2 separate regions of the Homo sapiens genome follow, and region 2 is linked to region 1. The links are chromatin contacts, found by Hi-C or POLR2A ChIA-PET in ENCODE. All regions are on one chromosome and are shown on one strand. Each heading gives the region's core, a stretch centred on a gene start or an enhancer-like site at or near the end of the contact. The rest is flanking DNA. Distances are from core to core; before and after follow the strand shown. Region 1 overlaps SEC61G-DT (SEC61G divergent transcript). Region 2 has its middle 120 kb from the start of SEC61G-DT.

The links. Hi-C counts contacts between places; a loop is a spot of excess contacts on that map. ChIA-PET counts read pairs that join two places held with the same protein, here RNA polymerase II (POLR2A). Pooled maps may share reads with other maps.
Region 2: a map of Caco-2 shows a loop between it and region 1 (14-fold over the local background). The contact joins two enhancer-like sites. A Hi-C loop is called at or near these places in 3 of 168 maps with a recorded cell type or tissue (Caco-2, PC-3 and PC-9) and 2 of 50 pooled maps. POLR2A ChIA-PET finds 5 or more read pairs at or near these places in 4 of 52 experiments (GM12878, HCT116, MCF 10A and 1 more).

Annotation. Positions count from the first base shown.
Region 1 is chr7:54,771,830-54,775,963 of GRCh38, forward strand. The region is part of intron 1 of SEC61G-DT (SEC61G divergent transcript); the gene reads left to right. Among named protein-coding and RNA genes, the nearest start is that of SEC61G-DT, 15 kb to the left of the region's middle. RefSeq lists a silencer at 2,423-2,582. Within about 2 kb of position 2,087, at least 7 of the 41 ENCODE cell types and tissues checked have a DNase peak (open chromatin) inside an H3K27ac peak, as active enhancers do.
Region 2 is chr7:54,876,187-54,880,320 of GRCh38, forward strand. No RefSeq gene overlaps it. Among named protein-coding and RNA genes, the nearest start is that of SEC61G-DT, 120 kb to the left of the region's middle. Within about 2 kb of position 1,690, at least 2 of the 41 ENCODE cell types and tissues checked have a DNase peak (open chromatin) inside an H3K27ac peak, as active enhancers do.

The DNA.
Region 1 (4,134 bases), core at 837-3,336:
TGGCAAAAGACTGAACTTATTTTCTCTAAGAACAGGAGCTAAGAACAGGAACAGAGCTGATGCTGGTACAATTATATATCTGTATGGAAAAAAAAAAAAACTTTAGTATTTCCAACATATGATACACAAAAGTTAACATGAAAAAGATCATGGATGAAAATGCAAAAAGTAAAACTATAAAACTTCTAGGAAAAATGTAGGAGAAAATTTTTGTGATCTCAATGTAGGCAAACATTTTTGAGGTAATAAATCTATAATTTTTTTTTTTTTTTTTTGAGACGGAGTCTCACTCAGTCACCCAGGCTGAAGTGCAGTGGCGCGATCTCGGCTCACTGCAAGCTCCACCTCTCGGGTTCACCCCATTCTCCTGCCTCAGCCTCCCAGGGAGCTGGGACTACAGGCGCCCGCTACCACGCACGGCTAACTTTTTGTATTTTTTTTAGTAGAGACAGGGTTTCACCGTGCTAGCCAGGATGGTCTCAATCTCCTGACCTCATGATCCGCCCGCTTCAGCCTCCCAAAGTGCTGGGATTATAGGCGTGAGCCACTGCGCCCGGCCCACAAATCTGTAACTTTAAAAAATGATAAATTAGACTATCAAAATTTAAAATGTTTGCTCCCCAAAGGATACTATTAATAATATAAAAAGGCAGGTCACAAACTAGGAAAAAAATAACGATATATATATGTGACAAGATACTTTTATAGAGCATCATATATAAAGAAATCTTATGATTCAATAATTAGAAGATAAATAACCCAATTTTATAAAGTGAGAGAAGCAAATGAATTAAACAGACTTTAACCAAAGAATATATACAAATAGCCAATAGCCACATGCAAAGATGCTCAGCATTATTAGTTAGCAGGAAAATGCAAATTAAACTCATCATGAGTCACCTCCACACACCCATTAGAATCAATGTTCAAAAGGATGATCATACCAGATATTGACAAGGACATGGCTCAGCCAGAGCTCTCACTGATTGCCGTGGGAATAGAAAATGGTGTAACTGGCCAGGCGCGGTGGCTCACACCTGTAATCCCAGCACTTTCGGAGGCCGAGGCAGGTGGATCACTTGAGGTCAGGAGTTCAAGATGAGCCTGGCTAACATGATGAAACCCTGTCTCTACCAAAAATACAAAAATTAGCCAGGTGTGGTGGCAGTCACCTGCAATCCCAGCTACTCGGAAGGCTGAGGCAGGAGAATTGCTTGAACCTGGGAGGTGGAGGTTGCAGTGAGGTGAGATCGTGCCACTGCACTCCAGCCTGGGCAACAGAGCAAGACTCCGTCTCAAAAAAAAAAAAAAGAAAAAAAGAAAAAAGAAAATGGTATAACTATTCTAGGAAATACTTTGGCTGTTTTTTTATAGTTAAATATCTACTTACTCTACCAGTAATTTGCTTCTAGGTATTTACCAAGAGAAATGAGAACATTTGTACACATTTGTTACACACATTTGCTCATAGCAATCTTAATAGTCAAAAACTGGAAGCAAGCCAGGTGCCCATCAACAGGAGACTGGGTCAATAAATTGGGGTATATTCATACAAGAGAATAGTACTGAGAAGGAAAAATGAATAAGATACTGTTAGATTTAACAAAATGAATAGATCTCAAAAGTGTTATGTTAAATGGAAAAAGCAAGTATTTACACAGACACAAAAGAGTACATGCTATATAATTCCTTTTAGATGAAATTCTTAAAAGTCAGAACGGACATAAAGCAGATCAGTGGTTGCCTGGACAAGAGCTGGGGTGAGCTTGCCTGTAAATAGGTACAAGGGTACTTTGGGAGGTGATGGAAATCTACATGTTGTGTTGAGGTTGACTGGGTGTATACATTCGCCAAAACCCCTTGAACTGATATAAAGGTGCAGTTTATTGAATATAAACTACACCTCCATGCAGTTTTTTAAGAAGAGTTTATGTGTATTTTCTCCTGTTTGAGCTTTGAAAGAACATTCCAAAGCTCCTAAATGCTTTGGAATCCCAAAGCTCCAAAAATGTTTTCTATTAGAAAACATTTAGAAGTGCTCAAAGTAGCAAAAGATTTGCCTAGTTTTATCGGAAGTATGGAGAAAAGACACAAGATGGCGGTGTTACTCAGAGAAAGCAAAAGTGTATGGCGTCTTTCTCAATAAAGTCTCATTTCACCTGGCAGTTCTTCACGTCATTGACACGATTGTCCTCAGTACTTTCTTCTCCAGGTGCTTATGGGAGTCTTCTCTAATATACTTAATTACTGTCTACACTCAATAACTACGTCACGGATCCTTTAAACATCTCAAGAGCTTTTGTTTTTCTGTTGTTGTTGCAAATAAAAGTGAAAAATGTAAATAGTTTGCAATCCAGTAATCTATTTCGTTATTAGGGAGACTCATGTCTACTGCGGTTTGTTACTCCATAATGGAAGCCCCTGAGAAGTCGCCTTACCTCTGGGAAGAGCGCTTTGCTTCCCAGAGAATCTGATTCGCATTTCAGGCAGTCAGCCACTGGAGGGCAGTGCAGAAGCGTGAATGCCCTCACCTGCTCGGAGGCGGGAAACCCTGCAGCAACTGCGTCTTCTAAGGGAGCCTAGGACCAGGTTATTAGCAGAGGGGAAAAGAAAATGAATCCATTCTGGAAACCATCCGTTTGATTCAGAATGTTTTGTGTAAGACAGTATTTCTTGGGCCAGGCACAGTGGCTCACGCCTGTAATCCCAGCACTTTGGGAGGCCCAGGCGAGCAGATCACTTGAGGTGAGGAGTTCAAGACCAGCCTTGCCAACGTGGTGAAACCCCTTCTCTACTAAAAATACAAAAATTAGCTGGGTGTGGTGGCATGTGCCTGTAATCCCAGCTACCCAGGAAGCTGAGGTAAGAGAATCGCTGGAACCCGGGAGGTGGAGGCTGCAGTGAGCCGAGATCATGCCACTGCACTCCAGCCTGGGCGACAGAGCAAGACTGTCTTTAAAAAAAAAAAAAAAAAAAAATTATTTCTTGGTAATTACAAAGTTGTGTCCATCAGACGAACTCTAGAACTCTACAGATAACTGTGGACTCTAGCCTCCATGTACAGAGCAGCTAAGTGCAGACTGGAGAGAGGGCAGGCAGGGGCCGGCCGAGGGCGGGGTCCTACAGGAGGAGGAGGTGCCGGTGAACCTCCCATTTCCACGACTTGTACTCTTGGGGCAGCCCCTGGTCTGTGCCACGTGGATGGTGAAAGCTCACATGGAGAACATCCCACTGCCTTGAAGAACCAGAGGACAAAGTTTAGGACAACCGCAGTCACTGGCTGGGGGGCGGTGTGGGGCAGGGATCGGGGACTGACAAACAGAAGAGCCGGGAGACAGGGAACCTCAGACCATGAGTAAAGGCTAACTTCCTAGCTGGGCCATGCATGGACCTGACAAGCTTCCCTCGCTAAGGCCCAACCCTGCAGCCCTGATGGCCCTGCTGCCCCACCCAGGTTCCACGCACTGTGGGGAGATAAGCGGAAGCTGGAAGAGGGAAACCCTGGGCTTACAGCCTGGTTCTGCTCCCAACCACTACTGCTAATGTCTTGAGCTTGTTACCAAAGCTCCCTGAGCTTTAGTTTGTTTTCCAGAGAAAAGATGAAACCAGACCTCTCTCCTAGGGCTGCTTTTGAGGACTACCAGGGATAATGTGTGCAAAGCGCCTGACACAGAGGGCTTCACTCTGTCATTAATTTGCTTCCCACCTCTTGTTTGTGGTTTCCCTGGAATCTTGTGACTAACTCCTGTTGCAGGAAGTCAGGGACCCCAAACGGAGGGACCGGCTGAAGCCATGGCAGAAGAACGTGGATTGTGAAGATTTCATGGACACTTATCACTTCCCCAGTCAATACCCTTGTGCTTGCCTATGCCTGTCTTTACTTTAATCTCTTAATCCTGTCAGCCAAGGAGGATGTATTTCGCTTCAGGACCATGTGATAATTGCGTTAACTGCACAAATTGTACAGCATGTGTGTTTGAGCAATATGAAATCTGAGCACCTTGAAAAAAGAGCAGGATAACAGCAATTGTTCAGGGAATAAGAGAGATAACCTTAAACTCTTGACCGCCGGTGAGCTGGGCAGAACAGAACCATATTTCTCTTCTTCCAAAAGCAAATGGGAGAAATATCTCT
Region 2 (4,134 bases), core at 440-2,939, 100 kb after region 1:
GTTGAAATCCTAACTCCCAAGGTGGTAGTATTAGTAATTGGGGTCTTTTGGAGGTGATTATGTTACATGGGTAAAGCCATCATAAATGGGATTAGTACTCTTTTATAAAGAGGCTGAAGAAAGACTCCTTCTCCCTTCCATCACATGAGGTTATGATGAGAAGACAGCTGTCTATAAAGAAGCAAGCCATCACCAGACACTCTATCTCCTGGCAGCTTCATCCTGGACTATCAAGCCTCCAAAATTGTGAGAAATTTCTGTTGTTTATAAGCCACCCAGTCTATGGTATTTTGTAATAGTATCCCATATGAACTAAGACAGATCTTTCTATATCTGGACTGTCAATCTATGCTTTTGATCAGCATAATTAATCCTTTCACATTTATTTTTATTATTGATAAAACTGTATTTATATCTTACATTTTATCTTTCTTTTTTCTATATTTCTCGTGTCATTTTTATTCTACTTTTTCTCATTTATCGCTTTTTTGCATTAAGTAAATATTTTTCTAGTGTGACTTTTATTTCCTTTAATGAACTTATGCAACTTTTAGTTCCTTTTTATTATATATTTAATTATTTTATGTATGCTGGGCTTACCACATACATCTTAACTTGTCAGAATATCCTTGGGATTTATACTAACTTTATTCTTGTGAGATACAGAAATGATATTTTCTATTTCACAGTGATAAGACATTGTCATTATGCCCTCTACCTTTTCATTTTTATTTTACCTTTTCCTTTCCCTTTACCCCTTTGCCTTTTTTACCTTAGTTCTTTTAGCACATTTTTGTTGTTGTTGTTGTTGTTGTTGAGATGGAGTCTTGCTCTGTTGCCCAGGCTGGAGTGAAGTGGCATGATCTCGGCTCACTGCAACCTCTGCCTCCTGGGTTCAAGCAATTCTCCTGCCTCAGCCTCCCAAGTAGCTGGGATTACAGGTATGTGCCACCACGCCTGGCTAATATTTTTGTATTTTTAGTAGAGATGGGGTTTCACCATTTTGGCCAGACTGATCTCAAACTCCTGACCTTATGATCCGCCTGCCTTGGCCTCCCAAAGTACTGGGATTACAGGCACGAGCCACCATGCCCAGCCCCTTTGAGCACATTTATAATAGCTTCTTTGAGGTCTTTGTCTGCTAAATTTTAAAACAGAACTCTCTCAAAGGCAGTTGGTGTTGCCTGCTTTTTTTCTTGTATATAGATTGATTTCCTTTTTTGCTTTTGCAAATCTTGTGATTTTTTGTTAAAAATATCATTTTAGATACACTATTGTAGCAACAGTGAATAGTCACACACACACACACACACACACACACACACACGCCCCAGTAGAGTTGTTGTTTTTTTTTTTATGTGTTTAGTGACCTTGTTGAACTATTTAAGAAAGTCTATATTTTTGTACTGTGCAATTTCTCAGTCACTCTTCAGAGGATGTGGCCTTGGCCATGTGCATAGTCACCAGGGATAATGGTGAATTTAGCAGGGCTGTTTTTGACTTTCTCCTTCCCAGTCATTCTGTTAAGCTGTCTGCTTGTCTCAGTATTATATCTAGCTATTATTATAGCTTCCATCAATTGCTAGCTGATTATTCCATTGTTTTTGATGATGCCCTTGGGCCTAAATTGCTTCCTATCTTTGAGGCCACTGTTGAGGTTTGTTCCAACCACAGGAGGGCTCTTTTTAGCTGTCTGTTTCCTGGTTTTCTCTGCCAAAGTTCCACCTTGTTTGTAGTGCAGCTTGCTCCTGTCATGGAACTACCAGCCCTCTCTTAATTACTTACAATCACTGCTTACCTCCACTGTTTCCCAGAAAGCCCTTAGGCTCGAATTTCCCTTACTTTCTGTTCCAAATAAAGTCAGTTCCTTAAGTGGAGCTTTCGAGCTTTCTCCTCTTAGGACCAACGTATCTAGTTGGGCAAAACCGTTGTGTCGCTGCTCTGGAGGTAGGGACCAGGATAGTGGCTTACTTCTCTGAGTGGCACCCCTGCTTCGCAAGCAGGGCACTGGATTGAGGCAGCAGCCTCTGGTCTTCTCAACTTGCCTCCTTTTGTGAGGAACCTTTGGCTTTCTAAGCTACAGGTGAGGGCAGTTAGGGCCCCAGTATTCTTGGCCTGCCATACCTGGGGTATGAGTGGGAGCTGGGTGGAGAAAGGAAGCCCCAGACCTCTCATTGTTCTTGCCTCAAACAGAGTCTCTGTAGCACTGAGCTGGTAGCTTGCCCTTCTCATAGAGATACTTCTCATGGAGATACTTAAGGGACTGACTTTATTTGGAACAGTCATACAAGGCCTATGTTCTTGGCCGATGGGAAAGAGCTTTGATCTTGCCTGCATCTATGCAGAGTAGAGCTGTCATTTTGCTGAGCTGGATGGGGAAAGAAAGAACAGGAAGTAGCTCAAATTTCACTGTTCTTAGCAAAATTTGGTAGATTTTCTTAAATAAATGTTTCTTTTTATGCTGTATGCCCATAGAACAAGTTCCAAAGATTTAAAATGTTTGGGTTTCTTTTCTCAGTTTCACCAATTAGGTTGTTTCACTAGGGAGAGGGTACATGTAGGTTATTATGCCAAAATTCTGGAAATTGTCTACCAGTATCATATAATTTTAAACTAAGAATTTCAAAATTAAAGAAGCATATTAATTGCTCTCAATTATAAAACACATATGCAATAATAATTTTGGAGGATTGTATTAAAAATCACAACACTTAGTGCTCTATGACAATGTTCATTCTGCTCATGAATCTGCAATTTGGCAGAACTTCTGCCAAAGAGACTGTTCACTCTTGCTTTATTCCATGTCGACTAGGGTTACTCAAAAGTTAGAACTGAAATAACTTAAGGGCTCACTCATTCATATTTTTGGTGGGTTATACTTGGAAAATTCAAACCGCTGCAGGTTATAGTAGCTAGGGCTTCTTGGATATCGCTATCTTTATGTGGCCTCCCCATGTGGTCTCTCTAGCATGCTTCAGGGTAGCTGATCTTTTATATGTCACCTAAGGGCTTCCAAGGCATGTGTCCTCAGAGACAGGAAAAAGAGGAAACTCTGACTTTTTATGACCTAGCCTTGGAAGTCATAAAGTGTCATTTCTGCTCAAGTCCCAGGCCCACTAGATTCACCCATTTGCCCATTTATCTTGGCATTTCTATTTATAGAGATGAGTAAGCATGATACTCAGAAAAATAAAGAAATTTACCCAAATTATAGACCTAATAAATGAGAGAACAATGATTGAATAACTCTGTCTGGTAATATTCAATAAATGCTATTAAGATACTTGGTCACAACTTTTATATAAAAACAAATTTACACCCTGCGAGCGAGAAACAAAAATTCCTTCTAGGAGATACCAGGAGATAGACAAATCATAGTACGGACAACTCACACATTTCAACAATGTTATGTGATGTGTACACCCCGCTAGTAGAAATGCAATGTTTCAAGGGAGGCTAAGAGATGGAGCAATTTACTCTTCCTTGGGGGTGAGAGGGACTGCCCGGCTGAGAGGTAACATTTGAGCAGAACCTTAGAGGATCTTCAGCGATAGATAGTCTGTAGTTGAGGAAGAGAGGTCAGAGCCCAGGCCCAGAGAGCACAGGGCCACGGAACTGACATGGGGGGTGTGGAGATTCAGGGAAGGCTGGGCACTAAAGCATAACTGTGGGATATGGTGAAGCCCAGGTGTTGGGGGAGGTGGGGTCAGGAGATGAGGCTGGAAATAGGTTAGGCCTTGCTTGTGAATGACTTTGAATGACATACTTAGAAGTTGCTCTTTAACTTATGACTAATCAAGAGCCACAGCAGTTTATAAGTAGAGAAGTGATACAGTAAATTCCACATTTAGAAAGACCACTTCAGTGATTACATAGAGAAAAATGAAGGGATTTAATACTGGGGAATAAGACACAAGACAGGAGAGCAATGTAATAGACGGTGCTCTGGTGTTGAGAATGACATCAGAGGCATATCTTTTGTGTTTTTATTCCAATACTGTTGTAAACTTCTGAAGCTTGAAGGTCTGTGCAGCAAAAAAATCTCAGTGTAGGTAGAGGTGTAGCAGGACAAGCAGCAGACAAAACCCCTCAGACACCGAGTTAAAGAAGGAAGGGCTTTATTCGGCCAGGAGC